Regions from separate parts of the Mus musculus genome. Here region 2 is linked to region 1. The links are chromatin loops, found by intact Hi-C in ENCODE. Cell type or tissue: heart. All regions are shown on one strand.

Region 1 (5,000 bases):
GTGAAAGAAGTTGCCTCCAAGTAGCAGCTTGTCCGTTAATATTATAGCAGTGTTAGTCACGATCGCCCCCATTGTCCAACTGCACAGGAGAAACAGAATACTGTGTGTGTGCAATACTGTGTGTGTGGAATACTGTGTGTGTGCAATACTGCTGTGTTGTGGAATACTGTGTGTGTGGAATACTGTGTGTGTGCAATACTGTGTGTGTGCAATACTCTGTGTGTGCAATACTGTGTGTGTGCAATACTGCTGTGTTGTGGAATACTGTGTGTGTGCAATACTGTGTGTGTGCAATACTGTGTATGTGCAATACTGCTGTGTTGTGGAATACTGCTGTGTTGTGGAATACTGTGTGTGTGCAATACTGTATGTGCGCAATACTATGTGTGTGTAATACTGAGTGTGTGGCATACTGTGTGTGTGCAATACTGTGTGTGTGCAATATTGTGTGTGTGGAATACTGCTGTGTGTGTAATACTGCTGTGTGTGTGGAATACTGCTGTGTGTGTGGAATACTGCTGTGTGTGTAATACTGCTGTGTGTGTGTAATACTGCTGTGTGTGTGTAATACTGCTGTGTGTGTGGAATACTGTGTGTGTGGAATACTGCTGTGTGTGTGGAATATTGTATGTGTGCAATACTGTGTGTGTGCAATACTGCTGTGTGTGTGGAATACTGCTGTGTGTGTGGAATACTGCTGTGTGTGTGGAATACTGCTGTGTGTGTGCAATACTGTATGTGTGCAATACTGTATGTGTGCAATACTGTGTGTGTGTAATACTGTGTGTGTGCAATACTGCTGTGTGTGTGCAATACTGTGCTGAACTGGTGGTCACTGTTTCTGGGTGCCCTACAAGAACTTTTATTTTTTATTTTATTTTTAAAAGACTTTATTTCATTTATATGGATACACTGTAGCTGTCTTCAGACACACCAGAAGAGGGCATCAGATCCCTTAACAGATGGCTGTGAGCGACCATGTGGTTGCTGGGAATTGAACTCAGGACCTCTGGAAGAGCAGTCAGTGCTCTTAACTGCTGAACCATCTCTCCAGCCCCCCAAAACTTTTATTTATTTACTTCTATCTACCCATCCATCCACCCATCCATCCATCCATCTATCTATCTACAGGATCTCTCTATGTACTTCTGGTTGTCCTAGAACTCACTATGTAGATGAAGCTGGCCTCAAACTCACTCTTCTTCTCAAATCCTGGGATTAAAGGCTGGAGTCCCTTGGGGCTGGAGAGATGTCTCAGTAGTTAATAGCATTGACTGCTCTTCAATTCCCAGCAACCACGTGGTGGCTGACAACCATCAGTAATGCAACAAAGATGTCCTCTTCTAATGTATCTGATGTCAGCTAAAATGTGCTCATATATATTAAAAAAAAAAAAAAGGCTGGAGCCCCATTCTGGCTTAAAAATGCCTTATTCAGGCACTGTTTGTGATTGGACCTCTTTACACATGGAAGATGCTGTTTGCTCTGAGGCCGGGGCATCTTTCCCCCTCAGTGAATCCTTTTGAGGATACTCTAACAAGCCTGCCCCAGGCTGAGCTCTCAGCTGATTCCAGGTGCAATCAGGTTGACAATTAATTAAACATCACACCCATCTATTTTTATTGTTTCTGAATTTCTGTTCCCTATCCCCCAACACACACACAAACACACACAAACCACACAAGCACATGCACACACACACACATGCTCACACATTCTTCTTTGAGACAGGTTCTCACTATGTAGCCCTCATGCAGGGCCAGCCCAGCTGCCTGGAACTCCCTTTGTAGATTAGACTCACCCTGAATACACAGAGATCCAAACGCCTCTGCCTCTTGAGTGCTATTAAAGGCTGCACCATCATGCCTGGCATACTTCTGTTAAAATTTTTTTTTAATTTATTTTTATATATGTGAGTGTTTTGCCTGTATATCTGTGTACCACGTGACTGTCTGGTGTCCACATGTGGGTGCTGGGATCTGAGTCCTGGTTTTCTACAAAGGCAGCCAGTGCTCTTAACCCCGCAGCGCTCTCTCCAGCCCCTCACACACTTGCCTTTGTTGGAGGTTAAGAGGGAGTTGTCTGTGCACTGATCACATTTTCAGTTTGTTCTTCTATTTGGGAGTGTATACATTGTGTCTTCACAGTGCCTGTGGACTGAGTGCTCTTCCTCACTGCGACACAATACTCAGAGAAAACCAATGAAGGAAAGGGTTGTTTTGACCCCCAGTTGCAGAGGTCTTAGCCCGACAGGGTGGGGAGGAAAGGGGGAGGGGAGAGGCAGAGGAGGTGGGAAAAGAGAGGTCTGGCTTAGGACTTTTCCTTTTCCTCAGACCGAGCCTTTCAGGGCCAGACTTCCTTCCTCTGCTAACCCTCCCTGGAAAGAACATACTCAGAGCTGTGATATATTTATTAATCTCCTGGGTGCTTCATAACCCAGTAAGTTGGCAGATCTTGTACCAGCAGATTGTCTAAATTCAAAGCATGTCTGTAGTGCAGTTGTGTCCTCTGGGTTGGCCATGACTTTACTGCCTTGAAGCAGAGCAGCTATGACAATCTGCAAGCCTCCCTTGTAAGTCAGGACTACTAACAGTCTTTTATGAGAGGGCCACGACACCCTGGAGGCTCATTAGCGCCTCCCCAGGATTCCGATAGCAACTATATAAGAGGTGACAGTTGTCTGGGGTGGGATGGGGTGGTGTAGCTGCCTGGGTCATCAATGCCTCTCTAAGTAACCCTGATATGCTAACTGATTTACCTGGCTGGTCTTGAGTAAAGTTCTCCTTTGTGGGGCTGGAGAGATGGCTCAGCAGTTAAGAGCATTGATTGCTCTTCCAGAGGTCCTGAGTTCAATTCCCAGCAACCACACGGTGGCTCACAGCCATCTGTTATGGGATCTGATGTCTTCTTCTGGTGTCTCTGAAGACAGCTACAGTGTACTCGTCATATATATATATATAATAAATAAATAAAATCTTTTTTAAAAAAAGTTCTTGTTTGCTCCTGTAGGTGCCCTCTGCAGTGAGTTGCTTTTTCTTTTTCTTTTCTTTTCTTTTCTTTTCTTTTCTTTTCTTTTCTTTTCTTTTCTTTTCTTTTCTTTTCTTTTCTTTTCTTTTCTTTCTTTTTCTTTTTTTTTCTTTTCTTTTCTTTTTCTTTTTTTTTGGTTTTTCCAGACAGGGTTTCTCTGTATAGCCCTAGCTGTTCTGGAACTCACTTTGTAGACCAGGCTGGCCTTGAACTCAGAAATCTGCCTGCCTCTGCCTCCCAAGTGCTGGGATTAAAGGCGTGTGCCACCACGTCCCACTTGCTCTTTCTTTATGTCTCCCAGGAAAAGAAAATAGAAAATCTCATCTTTCCTTTCCTGTGACTACAATGGCATCGCTTAGAATCTCGTTTGAAAGCCCAGAGATGGTGGCCTGCACCTTTAATCCCAGCACTGTGGTGGCAGAGGCAGGTGGATCTCTCAAGTCAAGGCCAGCCTGGTCTACATTCAGGGAGCAAGTTCCCTGACAGTAGAGACCATAAGCTACTCATTTAAGACTACGTGCTACCTAGGGCCCAATTACCCCAAAGTAAGCCTCAGATGCCGAGAAAACCACCACTGCCAGAAGCAGAAGACTCAGTTTTTGTCCTTGGTATGGTGTTGAAATTACACTCATTGTGTTGGGGACACTGGGTGTGTCTTCCAGATTTGGGAAGCTTTCTCTCGATCTGGGGAGATAACTCATTTGGGAAAGCACTGGCCACACAGGCATGAAGACCCAAGTCAGAATGCCAGTGATTGGCAGGTCTATAATTCAAGCACTTCTGTGGTCAGATGGGAAGCAGAGACAGGAGAGTCAGGAGCTCAAGGGCCAGAGAGCTGTCTCACCTTATTTCAAGGACGGTGGAATGTGAGAATTCAGGTCCCAGGTTGTCCTCTGACCTCCACATGCACTGGGGACAAATGCACGCTTGTGGTCACACACAGAAAAAAATTAAATCCTTTTTCTTACTGTTTAATTGTCTTTCCTCCTTTCTTTCTTTTTTTTTCTTTATTTCATTTTCAAGATTTATTTATTTATTATATGTAAGTACACTGTAGCTGTCTTCAGACACGCCAGAAGGGGGTGTCAGATCTCATTACAGATGGTTGTGAGCCACCATGTGGTTGCTGGGATTTGAACTCTGGACCTTCGGAAGAGCAGTCGGGTACTCTTACCCACTGAGCCAACTCACCAGCCCCCTTCTCCTTTCTTTCTATAATTACTACTAGCCTGGTATAGAATCCCAAGGCACTGCTCATTTTTACCTAAACTGAAGACCTGGCCACATGGTCTTCAGATAGGAAAGCATCCAGTACTGCTAGATGCAACAATGTGGCTGGCTTCACATCACCTTTTAATCTCCTTCCCCTTCTCTTAGAGCTTTTTGTAATTCTTACCCCCACCCCCACCCCCCCACCCTGAGACAGTGTTTCTCTGTGTAGCCCTAGCTGTCCTGGAACTCTCTCTGTTTAACTTTAAACTCAGAGACCCACCTGCTACTGCTATGTCCTGAGCACTGGGACAAAGGTGAGCACCACCACGGTCTGGCTCAACCTCGTTCTTTTGATGAGTCTGGGTTGTCTCAGTGCCACATTCTTCTCTGCTGAGTTGCCTTCGCCTGGTCATAAAAATAAAACAAAACAAACAAACAAAGAAAAAAAAACAACAAAAAACAAAAAACCCCACAGCTGAAGCTGCGTGTGCTGGCTAGCATTTTAATTCCAGCACTTGAGAGGCCAGAACCAGGAGGGTGGATACCTTTAAGTTCCAGACAGCCAGGGTATACAGTGCAGTGTCTCAGAAAACCGCAATGGGCTCTGGCGAGATGGCTCTGTGGTTAAGGGCACTTGGTGCTCTTGCAGAGGACTTGGGCTTGATCCCAGCACCCACATGGTACCTCTTGACCCTCTGTTACTCCAGATCTGATGCCCTCTTCTGGTCTCTGTGGGCACCGGGAACATAAGGCGTTACACA
Region 2 (5,000 bases), 53 kb after region 1:
AGAACACAAATTATAGAACCAACAGGAGGTATTTATGTTGGAAGTAAAAGCATTCTAGTTCTGAGTCAGGATTAATCAATGCTAGGGCTGGGTTAGTGGTAAAGAACACCTGTTGCTTTTAGAGACCTGGGTTTGGTTCCTGGACCTCACATGGCAGCTTACAACCATCAGGAACACATGTAGTGCACATAAGCACATGCAAGCAAAGCTGGTGTTTCCTTTCTCTGGCTTCCATAGGCACTTATGCCCACTTGCACTCCCCCATAATTAAACATTATAAAGTGTTTAAGATAGGAGTCTATATCAATCCTTATACTTAAGATATGAGCTCAGATTATATACTGAGGTCTGCCTATAACCATCTACCTACAGCTGTTCATTTAAATTTAGATGAGACACAGTGAACAGAGCAGGCAAAGTGGGAACCCTGGGCCTTCTCACCAGTTCCTTTCAGCAGATGCAGTCTGTTGATCCAGGCCTTTCCCATAGAAAGGAAGTACAGCTTTGGAAGAGGTTGACCAAAATGAACTCTACATCTTTGTAGCTTTTGGCTCCTGTTGTTAACCCAATCTACAGTGATACTCTTCTTCCCCTCTCCAAGTCCTCAGCATGTGTCTTGCCACACTATTACTTCTGTGTATATCTTATCTGCCTGTTCTGCTTCAGCCATATGTGCAAAGGCTGGTTCACTGGTGTAGCTGTGTGTTATTAGATTGGCAGGAGCTTGACTCTGGGAGAGAAGGTCTCTTTCTTTGTACTAATAATCCTGAAAGAGGCAGGGGCAAACTTTATGCTGCTCTAAGACAATGGACCCTGATGGCCAAACATTTTCTCCAGCTTCGGCTCATCTTGACTTAGTTTCACATTGGTAATATAGCCAAGTGTAGCTGTGTGGCTCAGGAGCGCCTGCACTGCAGATGGCCCCCACTGTGCTGCCACCCGTCCTCTCCACTTAGGACTTCCCAGCCTCTACCATTCAGAATCTTAAGGGAGAATCACGTGGAATCAAGAAATCCCGTGTCATCCTAAGATAGTTCACTGGGTCTGCACAGGTTTTTATTGGACCTCAGACTTGTGGACAATGAAGTTTAACCACAAGCTATTCTAATCTAAATCTAACCTTGTTTTTAAAGACAGCAAAGCAAATTCAGAGTGTGGTGCTTGCTCCTCTCAGGACTGTTGCTGTTAGCATTACTGGAAGCATTTGGTAATAGGATATAAACATACTTTAGGGTTATTCTGCATTTCTGTGTTATTTTATTCTTAGAAATAGAATAAAAAATATAAACAATGAAATAGTTATCTTAGAGAAAGCTTATTTGTACTGTAAGCAGAGTATAACATTTAATAACATAAGGGTTTGTCTTTTGCTTTTTTAGCTCTTCAGAGAAGTAAGAATAATGAAGATTTTAAATCACCCAAACATAGGTACTTTCTGTTTTCTTAAATACTTTGGGGATTAAATATGCAGTATTGAAAATACATTACAAGCCGGGCAGTGGTGGGACACACCTTTAATCCCAGCTCTTGGGAGGCAGAGGCAGGCGGATTTCTGAGTTCGAAGCCAGCCTGGTCTACAGAGTGAGTTCCAGGACAGCCAGGGCTACACAGAGAAGCCTTGTCCCAAAAGCCAAAAAAAAAAAAAAAAGGAGTGAAAATACATTATAAAGCTAAATCATGCATTTCTGAAGTGATAGGAAGTTCCTTCCCTTTTCCCCATGGCCTTGTTTTGTTTTGGTTTTTTAATAAAATATATATACAAGGTAGTTTGTACTAGCTCTTTGAAATTCAGGTATTAATAAGCATTTGACTTAAGTTCTAGTGCCATAAAAATATCTACAATCAGGCTGATTAATTTACATGTCATTAGTTGGTAATATTTAAACAGTAGTTTATAAACTATGGGATCCATGCTATATAACGTAATTGTATAGGAACTATCTGTGTGTCCCATGCACGTAACTCTGACAAGCATTTAGAGAGGAGGAAGAGACCTCATCCTGCCCTCCTCATTGTAGGCCAAGATGGAGCACACAAGTTCTACACCAGTGAGAACATTTGATTCTATAAGTCATAGTAGGTCCTTTTGAATAGTGTAATTGTATTTTTACAAAATAATGGCTCCTTTATTCTTTTGGTTTCTCTGTGTAGCCCTGGCTGTCCTGAAACTTGCTCTGTAGACCAGGCTGGCCTTGAACTCATAGAGATCCACCTTCTTCTCTTAAGACTCAGCACCTCCCAGCTCCTTTATTTTACAAATATTATTTCAAGAGTAAATGAGATGGGTAATACCATGTTTAGCAGTGTTGTTTTATGCATTACTGTGCAAAAACTGTTACTAAGCTGTCGTTCTGAAGGGTAGTCATGAAAAATTATATATATTAGAATTGGTAAATATGTTTGGAGAAAAATCAATTTTATCCCTACTGGTCAGAATTTCATCACTAAATATTTGATCAGGGCTGGTGAGATGGCTCAGTGGGTAGGAGCACCCGACTGCTCTTCCGAAGGTCCAGAGTTCAAGTCCCAGCAACCACATGGTGGCTCACAACCATCCGTAACAAGATCTGACTCCCTCTTCTGGAGTGTCTGAAGACAGCTGCAGTGTACTTACATATAATAAATAAATAAATCTTTAAAAAAAAAATATTTGATCAGTACTGTCCCTGGAATCAAAGCACAAGTGCAAAGTGAACGTGATAGAGCGCAGGTCTCCACTTCTGGGGTGGTTGGTTTTTTTTTTTTGTTTTTTTGTTCTTTTGTTTGTTTGTTTCTTCTTGTTTTTGTTATTGTTTTTTTTTTTTGTTTTTTGTTTTTTTTTTGGCCACAGGGTTTCTCTATCCCTGGCTGCCTCTGTCTCCAGAGTGCTGGGATTAAAGGGGTTAATGCCATATTGAGTTAAAGCATTTCCTCAAAAGAGCTACTATATGCTTCCACACACTAAAAGAATGCATCCTTACATTGCTGATTTACCAGTACTGCTTTCCCCTTCTCAGGTTAGTTTTCTTAGTAGTTTGAACCCAGAAGCTGAGTAATGGGTTGAGATTCTGATCAGCTCCTTTGCCCTTTCAGCCACTTGGTCAGGTATTTTCTCTGGTCTATCTGGTATCTTAATAAGTCACCATAAAACATCAAAGAAATCATTTCGTTTTTTTGAGAAAAGTTTAAAGAAAATAAGAAAACCAAGTAGACCTATATAATAGTGACTTAATAGCTTGAGATTTACCTTATATTCCTTTTAAAATGTTTATTTTTAATTGATGCGTTGTAGCTTTAAGAATTAGTAGAAATAGAAAGTTCTATTGAAATCTAAACAAAGGAGCAATCATAGTAAAATTTTAGTAACAGCTCCCTCCCCCTGAAAATCATTGTTTTGTTTGGGTTTTGGGGTTTTTTGTTTGTTTGTTTGGGTTTTTTGTTTTGTTTTATTTTGTTTTGGTTTTTAAAACAAGGCTTCAATATGTAGCTCTGGCTGTCCTGGAAATAAATCACTATGTAGGCCAGTATAGCCTCTGGGTTTTTTTTTTTTTTTTTTTTTAAGTTTTAAAGGGTAGGAATTTATCTTGGTGATAGAGTATTTCTCTAGCAAGCCTAAGACCCTGGAACTCTGGACTCCCATCTCAGCTTTAGAGGAAAGAAAAAAAAGTTATTTTTGCTGGCCTAGGCCCACTCTTACCTCTAGAGAAGCGGAAGCAGGAAAATCCTAAGTCCACAGCCTGTCTAGGCTACAGAGTGCATTCCAGGCCAACCTTAAAATTTAGAGCATATCTCAAAATCAATATTAAAAAGTCTGGGGATACCACTAGCATTACTACAAAAAATTTAAGTGGCACATTTCCCCTTTAGTTATTTGTAGTTTTACTCTCATTATTAACACAGGAACCTAGTTCTCTGAGAGCTGCAGTGAATAAGTCTCACTGTTCCAAGTCCCAGAAGTCTCGGGTGGGCAGAGCGCTGGAGGGCAGTGGAGGAGAGACTGCAGGGCAGGCGAGATGCTAGAAGGCAGGCTCCGTCACACTGACAGCTCGCAGACAGGAGCAGGGCCAGAGCAGTGAGGAAGCAGCCGTGGACGGGCTCATTCTCAACACCCAGAGAGAAGCTTGATGTTTATGGCTTCTTGGTTTTCTTTTACGAAATTCTGTAATACAGAATTCTTCTTTAACTCCTAAAAACACTTATAAAGGCCAGCTCTCTAAAAACCTTTAACAGGAAAAGGTTGGGGGTTTTGGAGCTTATCTGTGCATGTTTTGTACATACAGACATTTGTTCTTTTTTGTTGTCTGCCTTCTCCCCTCCCCCAGTGAAGTTGTTCGAAGTCATTGAAACGGAAAAAACTCTCTACTTAATCATGGAATATGCAAGTGGAGGTAAGCACATTTACATTGCTTACAGAGTGAGAGATTATGTGGACGAGCTTTCCCTTTTTTCTCTGCAGCCACAGTGCCTGTATGGATACTCTCTAAGGTATCAGTTAACACTCAACACAGTAAACTGGGGTCCGAGCCAAAACCTTGCCTTGTCCGTCCTGTGGGTTGTAGTGGTTGATTGTTAGCATTCCTGTTTTTATTACCTCTACTTAATATGTATATGTGTAGGTGCATGTAACAGCACACGTATAGCGATCAGAGGACAGTGTGCAAGGCTTGGTTCTTTGCTTCCATCATGGCCTTAAACTCAGATGATTAGGTGTGCATGACCAGCATGTTACCCTCCAGAGTTGTTCCTCTGGCTTCGCTGTTAGCATTCCTAGTTGATTACATACAGCAGCTCTCCTTTTTTTTTTTCCATTGTGGTAAATATGGATCACATAAAATTTACGATCTGAATCTGTCTATCATGATGACCTTGAACTTCTGATCATCTTCTAGTTTTTTGGTTTTTGAGAGGCAAGGTTTCTAGGTGTAGCCCTGGGTATCCTAGAATTCATTCTGTAGACCAGGCTAGCCTTGAACTCAGAGATTCACCTGCTTTTGCCTCCCAAGTGCTGGGATTAAAGGCTT

What was found. A loop is a pair of places that touch in the nucleus more often than their neighbours do. Peaks named below come from ENCODE experiments on the same cell type or tissue, not always from the same donor. Only the 100,000 strongest peaks of a DNase experiment are listed, where the experiment ranks them.
Region 2: it touches region 1 in a loop (4-fold over the local background); 3 of 42 quality-filtered maps call a loop at or near these places.

What each region holds. Positions count from the first base shown.
Region 1 is chr12:111,560,667-111,565,666 of GRCm38, forward strand. No RefSeq gene overlaps it. Among named protein-coding and RNA genes, the nearest start is that of 2810029C07Rik, 11 kb to the right of the region's middle. In heart, a CTCF peak has its summit at 2,642; no DNase peak of the experiment used is centred here; H3K27ac peaks cover 642 bases.
Region 2 is chr12:111,614,017-111,619,016 of GRCm38, forward strand. It overlaps Mark3 (MAP/microtubule affinity regulating kinase 3), which reads left to right. Exons shown (of 18, transcript NM_001370744.1): 4 at 1,380-1,428; 5 at 4,302-4,367. Among named protein-coding and RNA genes, the nearest start is that of Mark3, 42 kb to the left of the region's middle. In heart, no CTCF peak of the experiment used is centred here; no DNase peak of the experiment used is centred here.